2 separate regions of the Mus musculus genome follow, and region 1 is linked to region 2. The links are chromatin contacts, found by POLR2A ChIA-PET in ENCODE. All regions are on one chromosome and are shown on one strand. Each heading gives the region's core, a stretch centred on a gene start or an enhancer-like site at or near the end of the contact. The rest is flanking DNA. Distances are from core to core; before and after follow the strand shown.

Region 1 (7,374 bases), core at 1,600-4,099, 83 kb after region 2:
CCCCTGGGTGAGGAGCACAGTGCGCTAGGCAGTGGTCCCAGCCCTGTACAAACCTCCTCTGCTCCCCAGGTCCTGGCTGCTGTATACAAGGCCCTGAGTGACCATCATGTATACCTCGAAGGGACTCTGCTCAAGCCCAATATGGTGACCCCTGGCCATGCCTGTCCCATCAAGTATAGCCCAGAAGAGATCGCCATGGCAACTGTCACTGCCCTGCGTCGTACTGTGCCCCCAGCTGTCCCAGGTACTAAACTGCTCCTATCCCTTCAGGTCTGACTTGAGGGTTTTCCATGACACCGGGGTCCTTTACCCTGGGCAAGACAGAGAATGATCAGTCAGTCTGTCTTCTCCTTCTACTCCAGGGGTGACTTTCCTGTCTGGGGGTCAGAGTGAAGAGGAGGCTTCTCTCAACCTCAATGCCATCAACCGCTGCCCACTTCCCCGGCCCTGGGCCCTCACCTTCTCCTATGGGCGTGCCCTGCAGGCATCTGCACTCAATGCCTGGAGAGGACAAAGGGATAATGCTGGGGCTGCTACTGAGGAGTTTATCAAGCGGGCAGAGGTAGGGAGCTAGAGGTGATGACTTGGGGAGGGATTCTGTGGACCACAGAGGTCCCAAACCGGGCAGCGTGCATTCCACATCCGTGGTCTGGCTCAGTCTGCTCATTGAATCCCATTCCGTTTTGCAGATGAACGGGCTTGCAGCCCAGGGCAGATATGAAGGCAGTGGAGATGGCGGAGCGGCAGCACAGTCCCTCTACATCGCCAACCATGCCTACTGAGGCACGCTGACTCTACCCACAGCCCTTGGCCTAGCAATGCACATCCCATTTTGCCTATAGTCACAGCCAGGGCCAAATAGCTATGCAGAACAGAGATATCTTTATCCAGCGCCAAGTCATCTCACATCTCACATGCCTTACATTGCTGTACCCGAGACCACAGGATGGGAGGGTAGAGATGCCCTCCCATGTTTGAAGATGGGGGGACTTTCTAGAAGTCAGAACAGAACATGTGGACCTTTTTCCTGTCTCCACCAGCCCTTACAGTTACCCTTGATGGTATAGTTTGTCCTTGGGCTCTGCTTGCTAATTTTCTCTCTTGGGATCAGGGGGACGTGAACTCCAGCCCTGACTCGTGCTCCTTATGCTCTGAGTACATAGCAAATAAATGAGAGCAAAACACAGCACACCGCTCTGTCTGTCTGTCTGTTGCACATACCAAAGTCTACCTCCATGTGTGCGACCTCTTGCTGATCCTATCTCAGAGCCCCTCTGATTGTGGTGGTGGTGGTGAGGTGAGATCTGAGTTTTCCTGAGCTTCAAGTTTTGTGGAGGAAGGGTTCACCTGGCTCACCATCCCTAGCTCAGGCTCCTACCTGCTGATTTCCAAAGCTGGAGTTGTTGTTAGAGGGCCTGGGGGTGGAGAGGAGGGTACAGGTCTTCCAGGGACTGACACATTAAAGGATCCAGCAGGATGAGAAACTCCATTTTGTGCAAGGCTCAAAGGGGACAAGCAGGGATCAGAGTGGGCCAGTTCTCCTCCATCTCTGAAGAATGTGCACTTAGGTCTTTTCCAATAAGGAAACCTTCCAAGCCTCGGGGCTACAGAGCTGAGTGTCTAGAAGCTTGCCAAGGGCTATGACCCACTTCCATGTAGAGAAGGGATTCATCGGAGGGTTCTGGACTTGTTAGAACTGATAGGGCTTTGTGGTGAATGATTACCCCTGGGCTAGAGTGTGAGGTAGGGTGACACTAGACAGATGTGCACTGGAAAAGTCATTGATGTTCTGCTCTGTGTGGCCTGACCTTATAATCAAAGCAGCTAACTCAGCAATTTCCATATGCTTCTGCCAGGCACTGTTCTTCTAACCATTATTATATGCATTAACACAGCTCTGTAAAGTAGGTACCATTGTACTTTTCATAGGAGGAAACAGGCTTCAAAGAGAGGCTGAGAGGCTATTTAGGATTCGAACAGCAGGCATTACTATATAGAGGCTGTGCTCAGGAATTTTTCAATGAAGCATCCTCAATCGCTCGAATTGGAATCGATTTTTAAATCCTAGTCTATAGTCTCGGCTAGTTGGGAGGCTGAGGTATCAGACATTAGGGACAGGATCACTTTAACCCTCTGGATCGTATAGGGAGATCTGTCTCAACATTAACTAAAATAAAATTAATCACATAGTAGCCAACCATGCTAAAAAGTTACCGTTTTGTCAGTTTTATCTTTAAGCTTTGAAGAGCTGGTGCTCTGAAGAAAAGACCTATGTTAGAAATGACATTAGGGGCTGGTGAGATGGCGCAGGGGGTAAGAGCACCCGACTGCTCTTCCAAAGGTCCGAAGTTCAAATCCCAGCAACCACATGGTGGCTCACAACCACCTGTAACAGAGATCTGATGCCCTCTTCTGGTACGTCTGAAGACAGCTACAGTGTACTCACATATAATAAATAAATAAATCTTTAAAAGAAGAAAAAAAAAAAAAAGAAATGACATTAGAAAACTTTTCGGGAGTCAGGTTCTTGATAAGCTCGACTTCATTTAAGTAAATATTCCCCTTCCGCTGAACGTGGTGGTGCATGTAATCCCCTGCATTGGAGAGGGCCCAGAGTCCGAGGCCAGCCTGGGCTACATGGAGATTATCGCCTTCTCTAAACTGGCGTTGTAGAGCTAAACAGTACCAGGTGCACTCAATGAAAAGCCAGGGTCAGATTGAAAGTGTAGCCGAGCGCGTACCCTCTCACGGGCTCCGCCTGCGCACTGGCGTGCGTCAGCAGTGTTGCTCGTGATTGGCAGCGGTCGCGCACCGTGGTCCCGCCCCCTCATTCTGGAGTTTCCGATTGGAGAAAGCTCATGAGGCCCCGCCCCATCGGCGACCTGGGCAGCCGGAAGGGACCATGGCGGCCGCAGGAGCTGCGGCCACGGACCTAGGTGCGGTGGATTTCAGGTGGAGGGCGCAGTGGGGAGGTCTCGCGGGCAGAATGTGTGGGTGGGGCGCGAGAAGCCTGACAGCTCCCTCCAGCCTGGGGTTGGGGGTCCGCCACGCGGGAGCGGCTTGCTCGGGGTTCCCGGCCGCCCGCACTCCTCCACGATCCCGGTGTGGCGGGCATCGCACCCTAGTTCCCGCGTCTTAGTCGGCCCTCTGTGCCCTCAGAGGTGGTCCGGGGCAAGCGTTCCGCGCTTTTCTTCGCCGCGGTGGCCATCCTTCTGGGACTGCCGCTCTGGTGGAAGACGACGGAGACTTACCGGGCCCCATTGCCTTACTCAGACATCAGTGGGCTGAATGCTCTGCTGGTGAGACTGGGTGGGGAGAACCGGGGCTGGGGGACCGGGGGGCAGCCCAGCTGTAAGGTGCAGACATTGCTAAAGACCCCGATGCCCCTCATCCCTCGCGCAGCTCCGGCTCATGGTGCCAGTCACAGTTGTGTTTACTCGGGACTCTGTGCCCCTGGACGACCAAGAGAAGCTACCTTTCACCGTTGTGCATGAGCGAGAGATCCCTCTGAAATGTGAGTTCCCATGAAGAGGTGTCAGGGCTGCTTTTTCCATCTGAGCCAGGCCCAAAACCCAGAGTTGGAATGCATAGGAGGGGCGAGGGCGACTCATAACTTACTTTAAAATGTTTTATTACATTTACTTAGTGTGCGCGCGCACATGTATGTTTGTGTGGATGTCTGTGCTGTGGAGCATCTTGTGGAGGTCAGAGGATCACTTGCGAAAGTCATTTCTCCTCCCACCATATGGGTCCTGGTCTTGGGGATCCAACTCAGGTCATCAGGCTTGGTATCAAGAGCCATCCGCCTGCTTCCCCCAAATCCTAAGAAAAGAGATCTCCTTTGGAATGTTCACTTGGGGGTTTGTGTTAGTCTAAAGTACAGTGCCTGTCCTTATGACAGTGATTTATGTCATACGGTAAATTATGCCACCTTATCCTTAGCAATTGATACCCATCAGTGCATAGGGAAAGCAGGTTGTAGCTGAAAGAAAACGGGAGTTTGAAGTTACATCGGATGTGTATTCAGACCTTTGTCATTTTAACATCACACACTGTATTGTTAGGCACTTTGTTAGGTACCAAGAACTTGAGGGTGAATAATAAATTGGTAATATTTTAAAGATGTTTATAGTTAACATCAGAAAGAAAGAAACTAGCAAAATACTGTAAGGCAGGAGGTTTGGTCTCGTGGTGGAGTCACGGGAGAGCCTGAACTCCATTCTCACCTGCCGGGGAGTAGAAAAAGGTGCAGAAGGGCTTGGGCAATGTGATTTTTGAGGTTGGGTGTTTCTGGCTTTTTGAGACAGGGTTTCTTTGGGTAGCCCTGGCTGTCCTGGGTCTTGCTGTGTAGACCAGACTTGCACCACACCTGGCAAGGACTCTGATCTTTATTGGATGCATAATCTCATGTTCAGTTTTGTTTTTTCATCAGTATTTTTTTTTTTTTTTTACTAAATGATTTAGGTTTTATTTCGGTTTCATGTGTTCTTTTTTTTTTTTTATTTTAAATTACGTATTTTCTTCAATTACATTTCCAATGCTATCCCAAAAGTACCCCCCCCCTACTCCCCTACCCGCCCATTCCCATTTTTTGGCCCTGGCATTCCCCTGTACTGGGGCATATAACGTTTGCCTGACCAATGGGCCTCTCTTTCCAGTGATGGCCGACTAGGTCATCTTTTGATACATATGCAGCTAGAGTCAAGAGCTCTGGGGTACTGGTTAGTTCATAATGTTGTTCCTCCGATAGGGTTGCAGATCTCTTTAGCTCCTTGGATACTTTCTCTAGCTCCTCCATTGGGGGCCCTGTGATCCATCCAATAGTTGACTGTGAGCATCCACTTCTGTGTTTGCTAGGCCCCGGCCTAGTCTCACAAGGGACAGCTATATCACCGTCCTTGCAACAAAGGCTTGCTAGTGTATGCAATTTTTTTTTTTTTTTTTTGATGTTAGAATGTGATCTTTGGTTCTAGAATTAAAATAACAATTTGAGAGTCATCAAGGACCTTTTATAATTCCCTCGCTTGCTTCTCAGCAGCAGCTGCTAACAGGACACAGCTTCCCCGGCACTCCTTCAAGCACCCTTTGTTTTTTGAAGCAGCAGCCCCTGGTGTTTAGAACGATTCCTTTCTAGCTCACTCTTTAAATCACTTTAGCCACCTGTCTGGTGGAGTATGGTGGTGCATTCTTTCAATCCCAGATCTCAGGAGGCAGAGGCAGGTGGATCTCTGAGTTCCAGGCCAACCTGGTCTACGTTGCAAGTTCCAGGCTAGCCGGGGCTCATAGTGAAACCCTGTCTCAATAAAAAGTAAGTGCAATATTAAAGCCATCTAAACTATCTGAGCATTCCTTAAATCTCTAGGCTTCACTCTACATTTCCATAGCTAGTGCTTTTTACAAAAGTTACTTATAATTTTATTTCTTTCTTCTAGTTCACTTTTTGTTTGCTTGTTCTTTTATTGAGACAGTGTCTCCTGTATATCTCTAGCTGGCTTCAGACTTGTGTCCATTCTTCTGCCTCAGCCTCTTGAGTGTAGGGATTACAGATATGTGCTGCTGTGGCTGGCATTAGTTTCTGGCTCACAGTGAGTAAGCTCAGATGCCATCACTTGGTGCAGCTTTGGGTTCTTTGCCCAATTTATGTGTGGCATCTTGCTGAATTGTCCCTGGGTTAGCAGTTTCTCACTTGATTCTCTTTTTTTTTTTCCTTTCTTTTTTTTTTTTTTTTTTTTTTTTGGGGGTTTTCGAGACAGGGTTTCTCTGTATAGCTCTGGCTGTCCTGGAACTCACTTTGTAGACCAGGCTGGCCTCGAACTCAGAAATCCACCTGCCTCTGCCTCCTAAGTGCTGGGATTAAAGGCATGCACCACCACGCCCGGCTGTGATTCTCTTTTTTTAAAAAGGATTATTTTAGACTTTTTTTAAAAATTTTATGCCTAACTGTGCATCACATGTGTTTGGAGGCCAGAGAGGGAATCAAATACCCCGGAACTGTAGTGTGTGCTATGTGACTGCTGGGAACTGAACCTGGGGGCCTCTGGAAGAACAGCCAGTGGTTTTTTTTAGATTTATTTATTATTATACATAAGTACATTGTAGCTGTCTTCAGATGCACCAGAAGAGGACATCAGATCTCATGATCTCATTACGGATGGTTGTGAGACACCATGTGGTTGCTGGGATTTGAACTCAGGACCTTCAGAAGAGCAGTCGGTGCTCTTAACCACTGAGCCATCTCTCCAGCCCCAGCCAGTGCTCTTAATTGCTGAGCTATCTCTCCAGCCCTGGTTCTTGTTTTGTATGTGTGTGAGAAATAATAATAGTACTTCAAAGATAGATATTTATTTTAGCTTGTGTGTGTGTGTGTATGTGTGTTTCTGTGTGAGAGAGAGAAAGAGAGCGAGAGCATGGGCGCATGCTTGTGTACATACAAATATGGAAACCCAAGGCCAATGTTGCATATTTTCCTTTATTTCTTTCCTCCTTACTTTTTAAAAAAGATTTATTTATTTATTTAATGTATGTGAGTACACTGTCAGTGACTTCAGACACACCAAAATAGGGCATCAGACCCCATTGCAGATGGTTGTGAGCCACCATGTCCTTTGGAAAGGAGTCAGTGTTCTTAACCACTGAGCCATCTCTCCAGCCCTCCACCTTACTTTAAAAAAAAAAAGATTTATTAATTTATCCCATCTATATGAGTACACCATAGCTATCTTTAGACACATCAGAAGAGGGCATTGGATCCCATTATAGATGGTTGTGAGTCACCATGTGGGTGCTGGGAATTGAACTCAGGATCTCTGGAAGAGCAGCCAGTGCTCATAACCGTGGAGCCGTTGCTCCAGCCCTGTGCAGCACACTCTTAATCCATGCAATCATCTCTGCAGCCCACTTCTGAATTTTTTTAGGTTTCGTTTTCCTTTCTTACTACGCTGGTCAGGACCCTCACAGAGGACAGCGTTGAGGCTCGAGGAGACAGCAGGCCACCTTGTTTTATCATTAACGTCCCGACTTGAACTTGGCTCTGCTGCTCTCCGTGTCCGTTGACTAGCTGGTGGGTGGCGGCGGCAGTCAGTTGAATGCCCATATGGTTTTTCTCCTCTTCCCAAGCAATATGATGGGCATTGAGATGAAGTCGCCCGGTTTGGGGCTTTCTGGCTAGAGGACCACTGAACCCAGAGGCAGGAGCTGGGGCAAAGGGTCAATGTCATGTGTCTACTGTCCTCTTAGCAGAAATGATTGGGGGTGGCTGCTGTGGCTTCCTGGTGCGTGCCCTTTCTCTGAAGAGCCATCCTGCTGTCCTTGGTGCTGGAGGAGCTCAGCTGGGCGGGCCCATCCGGTCTCATGCCCTTCATGTGTTCTCCTTTC
Region 2 (7,503 bases), core at 681-3,180:
CTGTCTTCAAAAACCAAAAAAAGAACTAGAGGGAGTAAATAAGCTTTGATTGGATTTTAGGACTGTTCTACTTTCTGGCTTGATATATCACTTGGTAAGTAAGATTAAGTTCATTTGGAGAGTGTTAATTCTTTGCCAGTCTAAGCTAGGCAGTGGTGGTGCATGCCTTTAATCCCAGCACTTGGGAGGCAGAGGCAGGCGGATTTCTGAGTTCGAGGCCAGCCTGGTCTACAGAGTCAGTTTCAGGACAGCCAGGGCTATACAGAGAAACCCTGTCTTGAAAAAAATAAAAACAACAAAAAATACTTTACCAATCTAATCTAGTCTAATCTAATAGTCACACAAGCCAACCAAATAAAATAAGCCTGTAGTGGTGGGACACTAGGCATGGAGAGGGGCTCTAAACTCGTGGTTGAAGGGAGAGCTGTTTTTGAGACAGGGTCTACAAATGCAACCAAAACGTAAATTCCATGATCCTCCTGGCTCAGCTTCTCCATTGTTGCTATAATTGTTTTGTAACTAAAACACTGAAGACTCACAAACTGTGAGTGTTCAACAATAGAACTAAACTTTTTCTCCCCAAAATTAATTAAATTCAACGACTTCCACACATTGTAGCATACTTCAATGCTGGGGAGGGGGACCAGGCTCCTCCCTTCCTACAGGTTTATGGGCAGTTAACGGTTGCTAGGGGGGAGGGGCTCATCATGAGATCCCACCAACCCTAAGGATCGATAGTAATTCATGGTTGCTGGGGGAGGGGAACATTTTCTTTAGGGTTGTAGCCCAGGCTTCTCTGAATACTTCTTCACCCATGTACTTGTAAACCACCATAAATTAACTAATTGAGGCATACACACACACACACACACACACACACAAATTAATGAAAGTAATAAGTAATGGAGGATTCTGAAGAAGGGGAGCAGCGGGAATGGAGTGGGGCGGGATGAAAAACAAATTACCCTATGACCTTTGTATTACCGTGTCTTTTCATGTAATTATTACAGGAGACCCGCCTCCTAAAGGAAAACAGAAATCGATTCTTTCTGTAATACAGAGGAACTGCTTTACTTAAGATACTCGAGTACCTGATGTCAAACAATACACATTTCTGATTTAACAACCAATTCTAATATTTATGATAGGTCTTTGGCAAGTGTTCGAGGAAATGAATTATACAAGATGGAAGGCTCCAGGTACTTAAGTATAAACTCGCATCTTTAGAAAGGATTAAGGGACTTGCCCATATGTGGAAAAAAAACCGTATAATTACTCAACATTTTGTAAAGAGCTAACATTCAGCACAGTACACCCGCCTCATGGCTGAACTCTCGAAAGCTCAGCAGGACCCAAACGCCGGACTAATTAATCCGATCACCTGATGCCAAGTAAAGAAACCCTTAGGTCTCTCTTCTAGTCCCAATTTTTTGCGTGGCCCAGATTCCAGACGCCGCGGAGAAGATGGGATCCCAGAAAGCCTGTTGATTCAAGAGGTAACCCCAGGTCACAGGTTCCGGGTGGTACCGCGTGGAGAAAGGGCTGGAGACTCTGAGCAATCACGGTACTTTCCTGTCCTTTTCCCCCCTGGCAGATCAGGGAAAGCCAGGGCCCCCTTCCTTCCCGCAGTGGGGCACCCCAAAGCTTCTTCCCTTACGGGACCAGGCCCCAGGAGTCTGGCTCGCCACCTGCGCACCCACACACGCAACACACTCTCCAGGCTGAGCGTTACCTGCTTGAAGGCCGCTGCTTCTCCGCTACGCTAAGCTCCCACCGAAGAAAATGGAGTCGCCGATCAGAGACTGCAAAAGGATAGTCCGGACCCACCGCAAGGGCCCTCCGCAGCCGCCGCCACCACCACCACCACCGTCGCCGCTGCTGCGTTAACGTAGTACGTCACCTCCGGCTCTCTGTCACTGGGAGTGGGAGGGTCATTTCCTGCTGTCTTTTCCCCTCCGGCGTCTAGGGCTTTGGTTCCGAGTCCGCGAACGCCTAAGGAACGCAGCCGCCACAGAGCACCCAGTACAAAGTGAGGTCCCGAAGGCCTCCCGGGCCAGCGTGTTCTTTAAGCCGCTCTCGCCAAAGGAACCATAAAGATTCAGGTTAAGGAGTCTTCTCTTCCATCTTGGCGTAGTTCTACCCTCGGCTTCCGGTTCCGGGGACGGGCCTAATTTTCTTGGATGATTAGTTCTCTCGGATCTAGGATGGCTGTCTTGTCGCTTCTGTTGTTGGGTGGTTTGTGGAGCGCTGTGGGAGCGTCCAACATGGCTGTCGTTACTTGCGGCTCCGTGGTGAAGCTACTCAATACACGCCACAATGTCCGACTGCATTCTCACGACGTGCGCTATGGGTCAGGTACAGAGGGGGACTCACCGCTCTGGGTGGGCTGCCTAGGCCGGGTGAGCCTAGAAGGGGCGGGGCCTCGGAGTCTGAGGGCGTGGTCTGGGAAAGTTAGCCGTGCCCTATTTCTTGAAGAGGACGACGAGTTGCCAAGGAAACTTAGTCCTAATGTTAGTTTCTGTTTGATGAGCTGTGGGCCAAACGTGTTACATATATACTTTCCGGTTTTTAACATTGTATTGAGGACAGATACTAAAGTTATTTTCTTAGGTGAGTAAATAGACCTAGAGATATTGCTCAAAGCCAGCTAGTGAATGATGGAGACAGGGTTTAATCCAAATCTGTGCAGGTTCAAAATCTTTCAGATTCCATGGGCTGCCACTATTTTGTGCTGGAGAGAGGAGCATTTAGAGCAAGACAACATAAGCTGAATCTCAGATTTTAAATGTCACCTATTTTTAGCTCATATTTTTTGACACTCTAACTTAGCAATAACTTTCTTGTAAAGAATTTAAGCATTGACAGACATTGCAGAGGAAAGTCTGTTTTTTATCATGTGCAATTAAAATACTCACTTATTCGTGGGCTCATTCATTTGGCCTAGATTTAAAGAGCACTTTTAGTGTGTCTCGTATTGTTCTAGATACAGGAAATACAGTAGTGAATCAAACAATAAAACAAGACTAATGGGCAGGCGTGGTGGCCTAGGTCTGTAATTGTAGCACTCAAAAGGTTGAAGCAGGATTGTAACTTCAAGATCAGCCTAGCCTATATAGTGGGGGCTGTCTCAAAACAACAGAAGTTCAAAGGCTGGTAATTACTTCAGTGTTAGAGTATTTGCCGAGCATACGGAAAGCTTCTGCCCCCACACTGGAGGAAATAAAGTCATGAAGTTCGACAGGAGGTGTACTTGTGATATAATTTGAATGATTGATGATGCTATTTGCTAGAAAGGAAGTGACCTTCTAAGATGGTTAGTCTGTTCACAACTCTCAGAACCTGTCTTACCAGTTTAGTCCAGGGAGTATGTAGTCTTTACATTCCTAACCACCTCATTCAGTAAACACCTACTCAGGCTTACTACATTCTTTTTTTTTTTTTTTTTCTTTTTCTCGAGACAGGGTTTCTCTGTGTAGCCCTGGCTGTCCTGGAACTCACTTTGTAGACCAGGCTGGCCTCGAACTCAGAAATCCGCCTGCTGCTGCCTCCCAAGTGCTGGGATTAAAGGCATGCGCCACCACTGCCCGGCAGTTTTACTACGTTTTAATTTAATGTTTCCTGCTCTGGCTCTACTAAATAAAAATGGAGTTAGGCTGGGCGGTGGTGGTAGAGCAGGAGGCATTTAGTCTTAATATTCTGGAGGCAGAGAGAGGCAGGATCTCTGAAGACAGCCACTCTACCTAGAGAATTTCAGACCAGCCAGTGCTACACAGTGAGACACTGCCTCAACAAACAAAAATCCAAATTAGCAGTCGGGTGGTGGTGGGCCATTCCTTTAATCCCAACACTTAGGAAGCAGAGGCAGGTGGATCTCTTTGAATTTCAGGTCAGCCTGGTCTACAGAGTGAGTTCCAAGACAGCTAGGACTACACAGAGAAACCCTGTCTCGATAAAAAAATAAAAATCAAAAAATCAAAATCATTTAAACGAAGAACTTGGATTAGCCCTCTTGGGGGATGGGTTTGTGCATCATCTATTCAGATGCTAATTTCTATGCTTCTCTTTAACTGCAGTCCAGAAGTTGGCCAGGTTAAGCACTTCCAGTTTCAGTGTTATGCAAAAATTGTTATCCGTCACCTCTGATTGGTTAATAAAGAGCTGATTCAGCCAATGACTGAGCAGAGGAGAGAGGGAAGGCAGGACTTCCCGTCCCAGTCATGGGGTCCCACAGAGGAGTGAGAAGGGGTTGGGGGAGGAAGAAGAAAAGAAGATATGGAGGGACCAGGAGTGGCCATGAGAACACAGGTGGAGCAGAGTGGGGCTGATGAGGCTCAGGTCACAGGTGAACGACCATGAGGCTGGGGAGTAGCCAAGCTAGCACAGTAGAATAGATGACTTTCTGTCTAGCTATAGGGCTCACAGCCTTTTAATACATTTATTAGGTTCCTGTGCCTTTTATTCAGGGACCAAAAAGGACTAGAATGGACCAAGAAACGCCTTGTCCTTATTTGGGAGCAAAAGGGGTGGAGCAAATCCCCCAATTACTTTTACATAGCCCAATACCTGATGATAGTACATTTTCCTTTTTAAGAGCTACAGCTGCTGGGCAGTGGTGGCGCATACTTTTAATCCCAGCACTTGGGAGGCAGAGGCAGCGGATTTCTGAATTGGAGGCCAGCCTGGTCTACAAAGTGAGTTCCAGGACAGCCAGGGCTACACAGAGAAACCCAGTCTTGAAAAACAAACAAGCAAACAAAAGAGCTACAGTTATTTACATACATACAGTTACTCAATGTTTTCACCATGCACAATTATATTAGCTAAGGTATGGCTACAAATTTGTATGATCTAAAAATATTTTATTGTGGCTTTTTGAGACAAGGCTTTACTATACAGTCCTAACTAGAGTAAAACTTGCCAAAAGACAACTTGGGGCGTGTTGACTGTCTCCTACTGTGAATCTTCAGAATTGAACTCAAGTATAACTCCAAAATACCTTTAACCATTGATCCAATTCATTGGCTCTTTTTATGCTTAGATTTGTGTATCACTGGGCTTGGTGACCCTGTTTCAAAACAAGAAAGTGTGTGTGTGTGTGTGTGTGTGTGTGTGTGTGTGTATGTATGTTCGTGAGTGTTTTTTTCAAGATGGTTTCTGTGTGTAACAGAGCCCTGACTGTCCTGGAACTCACAGACATCTGCCTGCCTCTGCCTTGGTATGCTACCATGCCTGACTCCCTTTTATAGTTTTTACCTGAGTTCTGGAAATTGATGTTAAGCTAGCATGGCTAATACTTTTTCCCACTAAGCCATCTCCCTTGCCCCCACTCTGTGTCTTGAGGCATGATCTATCATGGGGACCTGGGGCTCACCAGGCTGGCTAGGCTGGCTTGGCAGTAAGCTGAAGGCTGCTTGTGACATCTTCCCAGTGCTGGGATTACGGGCACAGTTCACAGTGCCTGTCCTTTTTTATGTGGGTTCTGAAGGTGGAACTCGAATAATCAGGCCTGGTAACCAGAAAACAACTTGCAGGCATCATTCTCTTTCTACTGTGTGGCTCTGGGGTGGAACTTAGGCTGGGGCTTAGGCAGCCTGTGCCTTCACCCTTGGGTATCTCCCTGGTCCTTTCACACCCGTTTAAGCGTACTCATTGAGTGTGTCTTAAATGTCAATGTTGTGGAAGTAATATATTCCCAAACGTATGTTTCCTCCCCTCCATGCCATTTGTGACACGGGGCACATCCTTGGCCCCAGAAGAGGAAGGGCTTAGGTTGAGCTCCCTTGGCCTGTCTTTTATCAGTTTAATTAGTTGTACTGTTAGCTCTGGTTAGTGCAGAAAGGGAGCCAAAAGCTCACAGGCTACTACTCAGTTTTACAAGACCCCATTCAGGGAAAAGAAAGGCTGGTATTGGGCTGGAGAGATGGCTCAGCAGTTAAGAGTACTGACTGCTCTTCCAAAGGTCCTGAGTTCAAATCCCAGCAACCACATGGTTGCTCACAGTCATCTTTAATGAGATCTGATGCCCTCTTCTGGTGCATCTGAAGACAACTACAGTGTACTTAGATATATTAATAAATTAAAAAAAAAAAAAAGAAAGGCTGGTATTTGCCAACAATATCCAGGTTCTTGGATACATTCCTTAGGAAGGGGGTCTCAATCCTAGAGAGGGCATACCTAGCATGGGTACCCCTCAATCAGAGGATCAGAGGAAGGCTAACTGATGACCCCGTGGGTGATCTCAGACCATCACACATGCCATGATTCATGGTGGTGGGGCCCCCCATCTTGGCAGGACCTCAGTGGGAGATGTGAAGTTGTCATTGGCAGTCACAGCAACAGCTGCTGCAGTCCCTCTTCTCTATGCTCTCACTACCTCCCAGGATGGATCTCCAGCTACTCAGACATGGCCTTCTGGGATTGGGTACCTTAGCTGGAACTCCTCTGCTAACCTTTCTCTCAATCCCAGAATCCCCAGCAGGAGGAGTAAGGAGCATCCAAGTATCCAGTATCTTTAGAAGGTAGCTTTTTCATAGCCAATGATATCAAGTTCTCTGCACATAACTCTAGACCTAAAACCTGTTTTTCTTCATACTCTGGCTATTTAGCATCTTGTCTCGTGATTTGGCTGAATTCATCACAGCTACAGAGGATCGAATTCATGTGCTTGTCCAAGGCCTTAAAGGTTCAATGAAGATTCACAAATGGCTCTCACAGGACATCTTATTCCATAGTCAGTATGCTACAACTTGGTGTCCTTGCGTCTGTCCTTAGTTCAGTCACAGTCATGACTGGTGTTCCATAATACCCAGTGTTTAAGAAATGTTGGTGGCTGGAGAGATGGCTCAGCTGGTTAAGAGCACTAACTGCTCTTCCAGAGGTTCTGAGTTAAATTCCCAGCAACCACATGGTGGCTCAAAACCATCTGAAATGGGATCTGATGCCTTCTTCTGGTGTGTCTGAAGACAGCTACAGTGTACTATATATATATAATGATTAAGTAAATCTTAAAAAAAAAAAAAAGGAGTGAAATGTCAAGATCTAGAGATGCTGTAGAAGGAGGTGTGATAGAGGTTTTCCTAGGAGCCAAGCAAGCTTAGCAGAAGTTTTCCTTGATTACTCCCATCAAGGCACAAACAGCTTGTCAGGGCGTTGGTCATCCCCAGACTGCCTCTCCTCTTTGCCTTTGTGTTTTGCCTGCAGGTAGTGGGCAGCAGTCAGTGACAGGTGTGACCTCTGTGGATGACAGCAACAGTTACTGGAGGATACGGGGGAAGACAGCCACAGTGTGTGAAAGGGGAACCCCCATCAAATGCGGGCAGCCCATCCGTCTGACACACATCAACACAGGTCGAAACCTGCACAGCCACCATTTCACTTCACCTCTCTCTGGAAACCAGGTGAGATGGCAGGCGGTGGGTGTTCCTGCTTTGCTACTTGTCTGGCCTCTTGGTGCTTAGCTCGCTCCTTCCTTCCTTCTTTTATAAATATGAGACACTTCACAAA

The links. ChIA-PET counts read pairs that join two places held with the same protein, here RNA polymerase II (POLR2A).
Region 1: POLR2A ChIA-PET joins it to region 2 with 16 read pairs in embryonic stem cell. The contact joins the promoter of Pigs here to the promoter of Sdf2 in region 2. POLR2A ChIA-PET finds 5 or more read pairs at or near these places in 4 of 5 experiments (Patski and embryonic stem cell).

The regions. Positions count from the first base shown.
Region 1 is chr11:78,325,573-78,332,946 of GRCm38, forward strand. It overlaps Pigs (phosphatidylinositol glycan anchor biosynthesis, class S), which reads left to right and starts at 2,850. Exons shown (of 12, transcript NM_201406.1): 1 at 2,850-2,936; 2 at 3,160-3,299; 3 at 3,403-3,514. The coding sequence starts at 2,903. Aldoc (aldolase C, fructose-bisphosphate) reads left to right here. Exons shown (of 9, transcript NM_001303423.1): 7 at 70-244; 8 at 363-562; 9 at 690-2,209. The coding sequence ends at 782.
Region 2 is chr11:78,243,816-78,251,318 of GRCm38, forward strand. Sdf2 (stromal cell derived factor 2) reads left to right here and starts at 1,931. Exons shown (of 3, transcript NM_009143.3): 1 at 1,931-2,355; 2 at 7,201-7,397. The coding sequence starts at 2,181. It overlaps Supt6 (SPT6, histone chaperone and transcription elongation factor), which reads right to left and starts at 1,888. Exons shown (of 37, transcript NM_009297.2): 1 at 1,733-1,888. It also overlaps the pseudogene Gm18686.